2 separate regions of the Homo sapiens genome follow, and region 2 is linked to region 1. A link is a contact called in ENCODE Hi-C or POLR2A ChIA-PET data. All regions are on one chromosome and are shown on one strand. Each heading gives the region's core, a stretch centred on a gene start or an enhancer-like site at or near the end of the contact. The rest is flanking DNA. Distances are from core to core; before and after follow the strand shown.

Region 1 (2,599 bases), core at 65-2,564:
GGGTGGAAGCCCCCAGGCTGGGGCTGAAGGCTCTACCGGCACAAGGCCCCCTAACATCGTCCTCTATCCCGGGGCCCCGTCAACATCCACCCAGGCCTGGGCAGTGGCACAGGACAGGGCTCCTGGCTCCAGTGCCCTGAGACTTGTCCCTTGGACACAAGAGGAAGAAGCAAGTTTCAAGTAGCTCTTGGAGGGGCTCCAGGCCAAAGCGTTGCCTCCCCCCGTCCAGGCCCCGAGGGCATGGATGGTCGGCCTTGGGTGGTGGAAGAGGCCGGGTATGTGCCCCCCACACACCTTTAAAGGCCTCACCTGTGCACTTCAGCAAGGCCAGGAGCAGCTGGTTCTTCCCATCTGGAAGGAGAAGGGAGACAGAAAGGGGGACGGGCTGGGAGGGGGCAGCAAGAGGTGAGGGCAGAACCGGGCCCCTCCCCATGGCACCTCCCAAGGTGCTCTGACCCTTCACAGCAAAGCCCTGGCACCCAAGGCTGTGCTCAAGGAGGTTTTATTGATTGTCAGGTAAACTCCAGGAACCCCTGACCTCAGGCAGTGGAACCCCAACTGTGAGCCCCATCTGTACGTGCAAGCCTGGGACACAGATGGAACCAGCCCCTTTAATCCCTGGGCCACAGCCCCTGCCCCACACCTTGTTCACATAAGTATGGTCACACACACGTACAACCTAGATACACACGTATCCATACACACACACACTCACACATCAACAGACACCCAAGTGCATGCCACACACAGAGACACACACATATACTCATACGTAGACTCACATATGTACACACGCAGGTACACATGCGCCCACACAAGCACACAGCAGACACACAAGTGCACACCACACACGTGCACTCATCTGCAGACTCACATACATATGTACACACACAGGTACACACACATCCACACAGACACACAACAGACACACGAGTGCACACATAAGACACACACTCCTAACAGCCTCACATACATATTCTCATCCTACATGGGCATGGCCCTACACACGCCCTGTCCTGCAAAAAAAGCTCAATTCTTCCAGGCCCAACATCCTGTTCTCTTTCCTTAAAAAAGATGCTCCTCGGCCCACAAAAGGGCTTAGAAAGATGTGGAAGGGCTTTGGATTTGGTTTATTAGGTGCCTTCTTCCCCAGGGAGGACTGCAGGACTCAGGGCTGGGCAGGGTAAGAACGAGAGCAGCTGCAGTGGTGCGCTCTTGTCAGGACTCACCACGCCAGGCACCACGGCAGGACTCACCACGCCAGGCAGCCAGGCCAGAACTCACCACACCAGGAAGCCAGGCCAGGAGTCACCACGCCAGGCAGCCAGGGCACTGAGCGCATGACCTATGCTGACTCATTTAATCCTCCTGACCACACGGGAAGGAGGCAGCACTGTGGGCCCATTTGACACAGGAAGAAGCTAAGGCCAGAGGCGTCAAGGAACTCGCCATGATCACACAGCCAGTAAGTGGGTGAGCTGGGATTCAAGCCCTGGTGGTCTGGACCCAGAGTCGATGCTCCTCACTGGTTACACTTTTGGAGAACAGGACAGATCAGAAGCAGCAGAGACTCCGACTCAGAGGCTGCCATTCCCCGAGGGAACAGCCCAGAGTCCTCTAATCTCCCACTGTCCTGGTCAAACATCTCCCTCGTCCGGATCCTTCTAACGCAGGAGTCTCAGACGCAAATGCCGGCAAGGGCCAGGCAGGTGATGTAAGATGCGTGGAGCAGACGCCAAGCCACAGGGAGTGGTGGAGACTGGGGTGAACTGGAAAGCACCTCGGCCCCACGTACACAGAGCGGCCGCCACTCCTCTCCACCAAGGGAGGATGGGAGACTGGGCCTAGAGTCACCAGATCTTCGTGTTGTTCAAGAGCAGCCAGAAATCCAAGTTTCTATGTGAGAACCTTTGTCAAGCTGGAAGCAGAGTCACAGTTTTTGCTGCTGCAGCATCGAAACCTATCTGTGGGCCTGAATCTGGTCAGTGGGCTGCCAGCCGGTGTCCCTCATACCCTGATAATAACAGGAACTCACACATCCAATGCTTTGGAAGCTGAGAAAGAACAGGTTCAGCCTTTTCAACCTCCAAAGTCAGGGCTTTGTTTTGTTTTGTTTTGTTTCTGATTTTTGTTTTGATAGAGACAGGGTCTCACTATGTTGCCCAGGTCTCAAACTCCTGGGCTCAAGTCACATCCTGCCCAGGGCAGGACACTCAGCTGAGAGAGGGCATCACTTCTCTTGTCCTCTCCCTGGTCATGGAGAAACAGGGGTCACAGAACTGGATCCATTCCTGATTCTCTCAGGTTCCACACCAAAAGCCATGGCCCCCTCCCCACCATGATGCACCCTCCCTGCCCACCGACCTTCCACATATCTCTGAATGTTGTCCACCAGGGTCTTGATGGAGTTGGGGAGGTTCCAGGGGTCCTCCTGGATGCTAATCTGGATCAGGCTCCGGCCACGGATTGTACACTCTTCTTTCTGTTTAAACTCTGGGGCAGGAAAGTGGCATGAGGGCCAGGGAAGGGACGGAGGTAGTGTTGGAGAACGGTGGCACAAAGGCCTATGTCCCATCACAGATCCCAGAGCTCATAATCC
Region 2 (2,599 bases), core at 46-2,545, 310 kb after region 1:
AAACCCAATTGCCTGTTTAGGTGTATACTTTTCTTTCCTCTCTTTTTTTTTCAATAAGTGATATCACTTGTACAAGTTTCTCTGCAGCTTTTTACATTCAACACCGTTATCAGGCTCTAGCTATATCTCTCCATGTGGATCTAGTGCATTCTTTTGACTGGCATATGACGTGTCATGCCACCATTCCATCTCTCGCTCCCCTGTACAGAGGCACACACAGGGTTATAGTGAACATCTCTGTGCAAGCCTCCTTGGAGACATGCCTCAGTTTCTCTGGTCAGAGGTGACTCTTTGGATTCCTATCACTGAGGCAAAGTAAATAGAACCAACTTCAGAAGAGACCAGTGAGGTAGAAGACTTAATTTGTACCAAATATATTCATTCATGTGGGTGGGATAACTTGTAATACAGCTTACTTACCCTAACCTCTGTTTATTACAGTACAGAGGTACAGTATGTCCTATTCTGTACCAAGAAACCAACCGCATAGCATTTTCCTTCATGCAGTGAGTCCTATAAAGGCCTGTTATAGTGTATTATATTGTCATCATCTTCCCCTCCATGGCAGAATGTCCCTGTGCAAGCCCTGACTCATGTGTCAGTGGGCCAGCTGCCTAGAGGCCTCCCTCCCTGTCCGTCTTCCCGCCGCTCATTGCGTTAGCAAGGAACAAGGTGGGGACATCTACCTGGGGGATAGTGGGAGATAGGGGGCAGTATCTACAAGTCACACACAGCCCTGTAGGTCCCAGTTAGGACTTTGAGCTTTGGTGCACCTCCCTGGAGAATATAGACTCTATAAGAAAAATAATTACGTTTGTCTTACTATTGTATCCCCAGTGCCCAGAACAGGGTCTGTCACAAAGAAGGATGAGAAAGCAGAACCAGAAAGATCCACAGGATACAGGAACTCTCCTTTCTCCTGGCCTTGTCTCACTGCACAGATGAGGGGGGAAGTCATGCTTAAAACCCTTTCTGATTTGAAGAGTAATGTGCCCCTTAAGGAGTCTGGAGAGGGGAGGATACTTTCTGTCCTTTTCATACTTTAGTTAAAGTGCGAAAGTCGTAATCCATGTCCAGCCTGCTTTGTGGCATCAGTATTGCAGCCTACTTTTCAGCATTCACATTTGAGGAGTTCCTAGACCACCCCACTTGCAATCCAGTGCACAAAACAGACTTGAGTCTGTTAGATGTAAGAACAAGCAATGTCAAAACCAGAGCTCATTTTCCAGGTAGACAGCCCTGCCCTCCTAGGAAGCCTGCACCTGCAGCAGCAATGTGAGGGGTGAGGTAAAGGGCATCTGGACTTGCCCTTCACAGGCCACACCCCTCACCTGGAGATTTGGGGGTTGGACTTGAGCAGCAGAGTGTACGCAGGCCTCTCTCCTGCTCCTTCAGTTACTCCATCCAGTAGTATTGCATTTCTACTCTCAGCCACTCTCTCAATCCATTTTTCTTTCTGCTTGTTGAGTGGTGACACTTCACTAGCTAAGGAAGGGGAAAAGCCATTGAGAAACGGTGTCGGACCTTTGCAGAGCGGCCAGTCTTCCTCCCACAGTGGTGGCTGCTCTATAGATAACCTCAGGAACCTGAGTCCCCCTGGTGGGGGCAGAAGCATGTGACCAGTAGAAGCCAAAAAGGGGAAAGAACAGAACAGCAGTTTTAGGAGTCTTCACCAAGTCACTGGAGGCAGAGAATGCCTTAGAGTTCACATGTATATGTGCCAGATGAGTGATTCTTTTATCTGATCAACCATCAATATAACGTGGATAGCTTGGAGAAAAACACTGATTCCTGGGCTCCACCTGGAAGTTCTGCTTCAGTAGGTCTGGGTCGGAGTCCAGGAACCTGTGTTTTTAGTGAGCTCCCTCAGGTGATTATGTTTCTCAGCCAGGCTTAGAAATCATCCTGCTGCTGACCTTTGAGGTTCCTTCCAGCTCTGTCCTCCATGCTGACATCCCGGTTGTGTGTGAGGTGGCACAGACCAATTTGTAACCTCTCAGAGAGGGCACGTTCCAAGCAGCTGCTCGTGGGTGACACACACTACTATTGATGTAGGTGTGAAATGCAGATGAAGTTTTTACATTAATTTTTGGGGTAGAAAATACACTGACAGGATTCAACGTTGAAAAAAATGAAAAGATGTACTACAGAGTGTCTTAGTCCCACCCCAGCTCACAGCTACTTAGTTCTCCTCCCTCAAGCAACCATGTTATTAGTTTCTTAGGTATCTTTCCATTGAAAGAAAATACATATTCATATATATATATAATTTTAACAGCTTTTTGAGATAAAATTAACATGCATACAATTCATCCATTTAAAGTGTAATTCAAGCCAGGCGCGGTGGCTCACATCTGTAATTCCAACACTTTGAGATTACAGGCAGGAGGATCGCTTGAGCCCAAGAGTTTGGGACCAATCTGAGCAATATAGCAAGACCCCATCTCTACAAAGAATAAAGAAAAATTAGACTAGCTTGGTGGCATGTGCCTGTGGTCCCAGCTACTCAAGAGGCTGAGGTAGGAGGATTGCTTGAGCCTGGGAGGTGGAGGCATCAGTGAGCCATGACCGTACCACTTCATTCCAGCCTAGGTAACAG

What was found. A loop is a pair of places that touch in the nucleus more often than their neighbours do. ChIA-PET counts read pairs that join two places held with the same protein, here RNA polymerase II (POLR2A). Pooled maps may share reads with other maps.
Region 2: a map with no recorded cell type shows a loop between it and region 1 (7-fold over the local background). The contact joins two enhancer-like sites. A Hi-C loop is called at or near these places in 2 of 37 single-sample maps with no recorded cell type and 2 of 50 pooled maps. POLR2A ChIA-PET finds 5 or more read pairs at or near these places in 1 of 52 experiments (PC-9).

The regions. Positions count from the first base shown.
Region 1 is chr20:48,637,402-48,640,000 of GRCh38, forward strand. PREX1 (phosphatidylinositol-3,4,5-trisphosphate dependent Rac exchange factor 1) reads right to left here. Exons shown (of 40, transcript NM_020820.4): 30 at 2,365-2,493; 31 at 310-351. Among named protein-coding and RNA genes, the nearest start is that of PREX1, 190 kb to the right of the region's middle. RefSeq lists an enhancer at 1,150-1,444. Within about 2 kb of position 1,315, at least 2 of the 41 ENCODE cell types and tissues checked have a DNase peak (open chromatin) inside an H3K27ac peak, as active enhancers do.
Region 2 is chr20:48,948,181-48,950,779 of GRCh38, forward strand. All of the region lies in intron 3 of ARFGEF2 (ARF guanine nucleotide exchange factor 2), which reads left to right. Among named protein-coding and RNA genes, the nearest start is that of ARFGEF2, 28 kb to the left of the region's middle. Within about 2 kb of position 1,296, at least 3 of the 41 ENCODE cell types and tissues checked have a DNase peak (open chromatin) inside an H3K27ac peak, as active enhancers do.